2 separate regions of the Homo sapiens genome follow, and region 2 is linked to region 1. Evidence: chromatin loops called from intact Hi-C (ENCODE). Cell type or tissue: PC-9. All regions are shown on one strand. Links, peaks and the distances in the headings refer to the core of each region. The heading gives the core; the rest is flanking DNA.

Region 1 (4,384 bases), core at 256-4,255:
GTGTTTGTGTGTGTGTGTGTGTGTGTTGGGGCAGAAGGACCACTCTTTCCTGGGGATCCCTTGACCCTTATAACTAGAAGGGACCTTAGGGAGCATCTAAGCTGGTGCCCCCATTGTACAGGCGAGGTCCAGAGGGATGGCATCTGCCCACCCCACCCCTTGCCCTCTTGTTGCCTGCACTCATTTCCCAGGGACCCTCCTAGGATAGGACTGCCCTCCTTCCTGGCCCCCTCCCGCCATCCTCCCAGCCACCCACATAATCACCATCTCAGCCCAACTCTGGTGGCCCTCTAGGTCTCCATGCATTCTTCCTGCCCTAGAGTAGCCAGCTCACCAAGGCCTTTATCCCCAGCCCAGGAGAAGGGTCAGGGAGGGAAGGGGCTGCACCAGCCCTGAGACCTCAAAGACTTGGGAGAAAAGCCAAAACTCCTCATGCCCAGGCCCACATGTCTGACCACCCCAGCCCACCCCGCCACCAAGGTAAAAGCACAACAGGAGACCCCCTTATTAATGGGTGAAATGATTGGGGTTGTTTTTTTAGTCACACAGCCCCATCCTCACCCCTTTGCCTTGCTGTCTGTCTCCACCCCAGCCTCTGTTCCCCATTTGCCTCTCTTTCACCTCCAAGCCCCCAAATGTAACCTCTAGTTGCGGACGCGGTTGTTCTATCAATAAAGCTGCAGTGTTCTAGCGCTCAGCGTCAGCCGTGTGTGTTGGCAGGGCAGAGTGGGCCAGGGTCGGGGCCGGGGCACTGGAGGGCTCCTCTCAGCTCCCTGGGGGCAGCCTTTCTTCTCTTTGGCACCTGTCGACAGGGATCCTGCTCTGTGGCCTGGACAGTGAGGACCTGCATCCTGGTCTGCTCCCAGTGAACTTGTGTGCATTTGTTCATTCAGCAAATACCAACCAAACACTGCCTTTGTGGAAGCCCCTGTTTAATGGGAGAGATGGACAGTAAGCTAATAATGACACCAAGACATATATAATGATGTGTACAGTGAGGGCTGGGAAGGGAAATTGGTGCTATGAAAGAAGGTATGAAGAGGGTTCTTATTTGGGTTGGGGCTTCGGGGAAGACTTCTCTAAGAGACATTTAGGAGAGACAGAATGATTGGAGTTAGCCTGTTGGGATTGGGAGAGGCTTCTGAGCAGAGGGAACAGAATATGCAAAGGCCAACAGGGCCCAAAAACTTAGAAGGCTCAAGGAAGGGGAGTAAGGGCAAAGGAGGAGGACTAAAGTTGGTATGGTGGTTGAAATGCCATTTTCCCTTCTCGGCACCCAACCCTACCATCCCTCCTACACGCTTGGAGTCCCTTCCCTCTTAATCTCTATTCTGGCCCTACAGACCCCACCCTGCACCCTACTTGGGGCTGCCTCCCTTATTCACCACCAGCTAGCTGCATCCTTGCCCTAAGATCAAGTTATGCCAACCTTTCCCTTTACCCCAGACCTCTCAGAATTCTAGAATTTCAGAGCTAGGAGGTCCTTAAAGGTCACTTATTTCAAACATCTACTCATATATTGTAGGTGAGATGGGCTTGCCAAGGTCATGGGGATAGGCAGTGATGAGCATTTGCAAAGTGACCCCAAATCAAGGGTGTGGATGTCATGATATGGACTACATCATATCAGGCAAATGACAGGAAGTGTCTTTCAGGTTACTTGGTTACAATGATTCAGGTAGGTCGATTGGGCAGTTTCACTTCCATGTTCCAGATGGGGAAACTGAAGCTCAGATTACAAGACCAAGGGCTCCCTCTCCCTACCACCTAAGTTTTATTGGCTCTCATGTTGGGTAACTTCTTGCTGGCACACCTGGCCTTTCTTTTCTAATGGAAGAGGAAGGGTCTAAGGGACTCACCACTGCTGTAGGTTGGCTCCCTGAGCACAGGAAGAGAAATCCGCTCAAGCTCACTCAAGTACAGGTGCATTATTGTGAGGACAAACACAGTGAGGGGGATGGGCACTCAGAAATCCAAACAGGAGTTGCAACAGGGATGGTTTTCCTGAACCAGATGGGCATTTTGGATTCAAGGTAGCTCTAGGATCATCATCTACAGAAGTTTCTGGTGCTTCTGTATTCTTCTGGTGCTTCTGTATTCTACCTGTGGTAGAATAAAGATGGCTGCAAATCCCATGTTATCCTTCCTGTAGAGAGGCAGAGTCTAATTCCCTTCCTCTTGAATCTGGGTTGCTCTTAGTGCCTTGTTTGTGCAATAGAATGTGACATGCTGAGTTGAAGATGCCTTGGAGCTTCAGCTCAGGCCTCTTGGAACGTTCTCTCTGGAAGCCCTGAACTGCCACCTAGGATGTCCTCTGAGTTGCTCTGAGACCGTCATGCTGGAGGGGCTCTGGCTGACCATCCCAGCTGAGTCCAGCCTTCCAGCCATCTCCACCAAAGCACCAGAAGATATGGGAGTGCAGCTGCCTCAGACCTTCCAGACCAGCCTAACTGCCACCTGAATTGCTCGGCCAAGCTCTGTCCAAATTCCTGACCCATCGTCATGGGATATAATAAAATAGTTGTTTTAAGCCCCTGCGGTTGGGAGTAGTTTTTGACAACAGCAATAGATGACCACCCTGGCATGACTCAGTCACTCCCCAGCATCTGCTGCTTTTTGTCCATGCAGTTCCTCTCCTGAGTCATGGTGTCTGCTTCCTCATAACTTCAGCTTTCCAGGCATCATGACCTCTCCAGCTCAACTCTCCTTCATGGCCTTCCGGTAGCAGCTGCCAGCATTCACTGACTCAGCCGCTCAGGATAATGGGCTGATTGGACAGGCCCCCATTTCAGGTCTAGCCACACATACATCATTGGGCAACCTGTGGGTTGGCTGCCCTTGAGTCAGATGCCACCCTGATCCAACCAGCTGGGCTGGAGGAAGGGGTCATGGACATGAAACAAGGCTACCTGGGGGCTGCCATTTCTAGGCAGTTTGTGGGTGGACCCACTTAGGAGGGGCAGGAGGCTGGCAGGCACCGAAAACACACCTCCTTGCATCTTCCCTCTTTCTCCCCTCCTCTAGTGACCATTCATTCCCAGGGGCACAGTAATGCAGTGTATGTACCATGAAAGTCCTCCAAGTGGCCCTGTCCAAGGGCAGGTCCCATTGCAAACTGTACAGGTAGGTCAGGTAACTTACAGCAACCGAGTCCTCTGTTATCAGGACTTTGACATATATATTGTTAAAGAACATAGCCAATTTACTTAGCTTATTTTTATTTATTTTTTAAGACAAGGTCTCACTCTGTCACCCAGGCTGGATTGCAATGACACAATCTTGGCTCACTGAAACCCCCACCTCCCAGGTTCAAGTGATTCTCATGCCTCAGCCTCCCAAGTAGCTGGGATTATAGTCATGTGCCACCATACCCAGCTAATTTCTGTATTTTTAGTAGAGGTGGGTCTTCACCATGTTGGCCAGGCTGGTCTCAAACTCCTGGCCTCAAGTGATCCACCCGCCTCAGCCTCCCAAAGTGTTGCAATTACAGGCGTGGGCCACCGCACCCAGCCAGGACTCTAATATTTTTATTTTCATATCACAGATGAGCAAAGTGAGGCTCAGAAAGGTGATGTGGTTACCCTAGCTCAGAAAATTCAGGAGAGGAAGAACCCAGAGGGAGATCTAGGTTTTTGACTTCTGGTGCGATGTGCGTTCACATCAGCCAGAGTCCCTCCTCTTCTTCCTCTCCTTGGAGATCACTCTGCTTTTCCCACCAGCTCTTCCCCAGGGGCTGGGAGAAGCAAGGCCTTTCCCTGTGAGGCTCGGGCTCCAGTCCTCTGCTTCAGATGGAGACCGTCCCTGTTCCTGCTTTTCTATTTCTAGCTTTTTGCATGTCCTTTATTGAAAGCTACTGTAACACCTTTTCAGAAAAGGGTTGGGTATAAATAAACACAAGAAAAAAGTCGAAACTCTCCTCCTTGAAGTCACCCCAAACCTGGGTGGAGGCATCCTTCCATACTGCTTCTTGAACCCCCGCTCCCAAATTCATCTTTCCTGGCCGTGCGTGCCCAGCGTGTTTCCTGTTCTGAGGTCCACTTGGCAGGGCCCCCGAATGCAAATCCCACCACCACATCCATCGCCCTGTCTTGTTAGCTGTTTGGCCTTCTCTAAAGATGTTTTGAATTGCCCATTTTTCTCAGGTCCCCTGGGGCCAGCCACAGTTCAGCAGAGTAGACTCAGCACCCTGTGAGTCCTCATTCCATCTATATACGCCACCCTCCATAAGCAGAGTCCCTCTCTGTCACCCCCCGTGCCGTTCCCCCAGAACCACCCGCCAGTTCACTCTCATCTGAGAGGCGGTGAGAAATAGAGTAAAACATGAGTCAGAGAGGCTGAGAGTGCCGAACGTCCACACAGTGGGAGTCTGTGCTGCCATTTAAAG
Region 2 (4,384 bases), core at 247-4,246, 92 kb after region 1:
AGGGAAAAATCTTAGGAAGTTTTTTAAAAAGTAAAAATATACGGTATGGTATGGTTTGGCTCTGTGTCCCCACCCAAATCTCATGTTGAAACGTGATCCCGAGTGTTGGAGGTGGGGCCTGGTGGGAGGTGATTGGATCATGAGGGTGGTTTCTAGTGGTTTAGTACCATCCCCCTAGTGCTGGCTCATGAGATCTGGTTGGTTAAAAGTGTGTGGCACTTCCCCTTTGCCCTTTCTCTCCTGCCACCATGTAAAGAGGTGCTTGCTTCCCATGCACCTTCCTGAGGCCTCCCAGCCATGTTTCCTATACAGCCCGCTGAACTGTGAGTCAATGAAACCTCTTCTCTTTATTAACTGCCTAGTGTCAGGTAGTTCTTTACAGCAATGTGAAAACAGACTAATACATAGTAATATTGGTAAGAATCCATCTTATTGCTAAAATTTTAAATCACAAAGATAATTATTAGTAGTGAAAGCTCATGACTGTCCTGTTGGCCGTAAAACCTTCCATGTAATAGCATTACCGGCAAGTGAGGCCCAACATTTTGGCTGGTGGACATGAAGGAAAGAGCGTTTGGGCCACGGTTATAAAACATGTGTCCCAGCATGATTACTCCTGGGTCTTAGAAATGGTGCACTCATCTCACTCCTGCTCTCCTTTTACATATAAAGTATGTGAAGCCCAGAGAGGTTAGGTGACTCACCAGAGGTCACACAGCAAGTTATGGGGGAACTTAACCACTCAATTCAATGAATGCTTAACATCATATCTGCCATTTGATTGAGTTATGTTCTTTGCATTAGAAGCCAGAGAGAAGCCCAATGCCAGATCAGGATGGGCCAAGTTAGCCAGCAAAGGGCTAGAACTAGTTCCTTCCAGGGCTCCAGTCACAGCCCAGGCTATTTTCTGCCTAAGTGCAGCTGTTGCTGTGGGGTAGTCACTTAAGGGTTTTAGCCCTTGGCTCTCCTCAGGAGAGGAAAAAGGAAAGACCAGAGCCTACTGATCCTTTTGTGTGAGGGCCAATGAATACCTCACACCTTTCAGAAACTTCCAAATAACCCTCTGCCTTCCAGTAATTCTAGGAGAATGGAAATTGACTCCCACCTGCCTCTCCTACCACCATTCAAGCTAATGGCTTGGGAAGAGGCCAGAGACCACTTCTCTGTGTGCCTGCAGTCTCCTCCTCCTCCTCCTCCTCACAGGCCCGGGATATTGATCATCTCCATCAGTGATGTCACAGGACTGGGTGGGGAGGAGGCCACTCCCCTGCAGGGGAAGCTGAAGACAGAGATCTTCAGCCATGCAGCCGGGAAGTGGGGAGAGCAGAGGAAGGGGGCCCAGGAGCCCCTCCGAGGGTCTGTGCTGGAGGCTTTCCAGTGAGGCGACAGCAGCTTATTACAGCTAATTTCCTTCCCCTTGCTAGAACCAAAAATCCACAGGGTTTTCGCTGCATATTTGTGTATCTGGCACTCTCAGCTCGCCTCCCCTTGGGGACCATAAGAGATGCAGAGGAAAGAAACAACATGGCCTTCCATAATTTCAAAGTCAGTTCCAGAGTTAATAATAAATTAAGAGCTGGGGGCGGGGTGGAGGCCTAGATGTGGCGGGCCCACTCTTGCAGCGTAGACCAGCCCCTCTGGGAACATCTTCTGGAAGTCAGGAGAAAAAGTAGGTGCCCTGGGGACCGAAGACACTGAGGTGGTCCCACTGTGGAAAGCTTCCCCCTGGACCTCAGGTTTCTGTGGTACCCACACCAGGATGGATGGGGATGGAGGTGGGAAGAACTGGAAAGTATTCTCTCCCACTTCTCTCCGGAGCAGGCACCAGCGCCATCGGAGCACCCAGTAGTCCCACAGTCTCTGAGGAGGGGGAGCATAGCTGTTTCAGAGAGAACAGGAAGACTTCTCTACATGGAAGACGACTAAACCCACTCACCTCTGAGGAGGTTTCCAGACCAGCAGCCATACCAGTTGGAAATCCAACAGTCCCAAATGCCTGTGTGATTTTGTTATTCATTCTTTAGGTCCTAGGAAGACTATCTCCCAGACTAGAAGCTCCCTGGAGACCAGGGCCTCTGACATCTGACTGGAAGCTCAATCACTTCTTGTCAGAGCTAGAGTGTGAGGGGACTGGGAAGCAGCAGGGAGGATACTAGGCAGGTTTTGCCCCAAGAAGGTGGAGTAGGGGATGAACAAGATCGCTGCCCTGAAATATCTGAAGGGTGGTCCTGTAGGCATGGAGTTCACACCTAGGCCAACAAGAAGAGCTAGGATGAATGAGAGATGACACAAGGGACTCGACTTGGGATCCAGAAAAGGGTGAACTTTCTGGGAGTGGCTCAGCGAGAGGCAGTGAGCCTCCCACTGCAGGGGGAGCTTCTGGGGAGGGGCCCGGAGCACAAGGTGGCAGGTGGACCCGGTGGTTGTTAGGATCCTTACCAAGCCCAAGAGTCAGTCCGTGATGGATAGATGTTCCAGTCTCTTCCGCCCCTACACCTAGAGCTCCCCCTCCTGACCACACAGAGAGGGACCAGAGGCAAATGTGCAGGAGGACACAGGGACCCAATCCCAGCCAGGGAGGCCACCAAACAAATCAATCAGGCAAACAGCCACAGGCAGAGGATGGACACAGCGGGGGCTGGTGTGGGGCTCTGTCCCCCTCTTCCCCACCCCATGGCCTAGAGGACAGTCCCTGTGTCTGCCAGCTGAACAGGCTAATAAATAGGAAAATCTGTCTTCCCTGCTGATGGAGAGAGTGTTCTGTCCTCTCCACCGCAGGGGAGTGAGGCCTCAGCTCATCCTGCATGCTACAGGGGACCCACTCATTCTTCACAAGGAAAATGGGGCAGCACAGAGCCGGGGAGTGACTTGCCCGCAGCCACACAGCTCACACGGCTGGTAAGAGGAAGGGGCGAGGCAGAGCCCAGGACTCCTACCCTACTGCCAGCCAGTATCCTTTCTCCTGCCCTTGCCTGCCCCTGTAGCACCATCTGCTCCTGCAGCAATTGGGATTCCTTTTAAAACATATGTTCATCTCAGGCAGGTCCCAAAGTGGATGGAGAAATGATATGTATGTTCTTTGCTGGCCCCGGAAGAGCTGGCAGAATGAGCTCTTGACATTTCTGGGATACTTCCAGAAGCATTCCCGGGAATGCTTCTGGTCTCCATGCTTCCTCCCCACCACCATATTCTCTCCCCAGCATTGGGGAAGCATGGATTTGTCATTCTTCTCCTCCGTGTGCCCATCTGCTTCCTTCCAGGAACCCCTCCACACCTTGAAGGCCAGGCCAGCTCCTCCAGCTCCTGATGGGCTGTTAACAAGAAATTTGGAGGCCAGACCCCTGTGCACACTGCTGAGGAGCCCAGGGCAGTTCAGGACTGAACACAGCCAGATGTGTTCAGCAGGGACCATGACCTCTCCCCGCCTACGAGTAACAGGAACTAGTCCTGGAACTAATCCACATCTCAACCCAGACCCCAGAAGTCCACCCTCCTTCACCCACCAAAGCAGACAGCTCGGTCCCACAGACTCGGCCCCTCCTCCACTACCCAGACACTGTCTGAGGCTGGAGACTGGACGCAGTGACCTCTGGGGATCCCTTGCTTGAGGTTTCTGGTTCCATCAATCCCAGGGAGCTGGAGAAGGAGAGCGGATTTCCCTCCAGGACTCCCGCGGATACCGACCTGAGCGCATCCGCTAAAGTCCTCGCAGCAGCGCGTTCACAGGCTCCAGAGCAGGCCTGCGGGTCCTGTTCCCTCCCCCACCCCTGCCCCTCCTCTCAGACCCAGGGCAATTTCCCTACAAGTGTGCTCACGCTGGGCCCTCTGAGCCACGGCGCCAATTGACTGGATTTCAATCAGAACTCCATCTCCCTTAAGGACCGCTTTGGATAAAAGCAGAAGTAACCTGCAATCTAGATGCTGATGCCAAACCGTAATGGGGGAGCCGGAGAGAAGCCGGGCCCAACTCCGGCCCCAGCCCCCAGCCACGGCGAAATCAGGCCTCAGCTGAGGCGCACGCAGCTTCCAGGGCCCGAGGAAGAGGGTAGCCTGAGTTCCCTCCATCTCCGCCACCAGCCGCCACAGGCTAAATCCTGGAGCCTGCCGGTGGGGTTAGCCGGCTGCTAGCCGTTTTAACAGTTGGCCAGGGGCCAGGGACCAGCCTTGCACCCCTGGGCAGGCCCTGTGTGGGTCCCTGCGCGCGCGCAACAAGGGCCCTTATAGGCCGGCTAAGGAGGGTCTGGGTGTCCTTAAGAGCCAGGAGGAGCTGCGGGCTCAGCACTTGTTCCCACCTACTAACCCCCAACCTCATCGCCAGCTGCCGCTTCCGCCACTGGGTCCTCTCCGGGCTATATTGCGTTCAGGAAACGGTCACTCCGAGAGA

Evidence for each region. Hi-C counts contacts between places; a loop is a spot of excess contacts. Peaks named below come from ENCODE experiments on the same cell type or tissue, not always from the same donor. Only the 100,000 strongest peaks of a DNase experiment are listed, where the experiment ranks them.
Region 2: it touches region 1 in a loop (2.7-fold over the local background); 1 of 110 quality-filtered maps calls a loop at or near these places.

The regions. Positions count from the first base shown.
Region 1 is chr6:37,628,825-37,633,208 of GRCh38, reverse strand. It overlaps MDGA1 (MAM domain containing glycosylphosphatidylinositol anchor 1), which reads left to right. Exons shown (of 17, transcript NM_153487.4): 17 at 1-2,530. Among named protein-coding and RNA genes, the nearest start is that of MDGA1, 67 kb to the left of the region's middle. RefSeq lists an enhancer at 1,556-1,605. In PC-9, for the core only: no CTCF peak of the experiment used is centred there; DNase peaks (open chromatin) are centred at 1,748 and 2,678; H3K27ac peaks cover 3,288 bases.
Region 2 is chr6:37,536,444-37,540,827 of GRCh38, reverse strand. No RefSeq gene overlaps it. Among named protein-coding and RNA genes, the nearest start is that of MIR4462, 17 kb to the left of the region's middle. RefSeq lists enhancers at 2,591-2,820, 3,866-4,384. In PC-9, for the core only: CTCF peaks have their summits at 2,297 and 2,496 (motif pointing left); no DNase peak of the experiment used is centred there.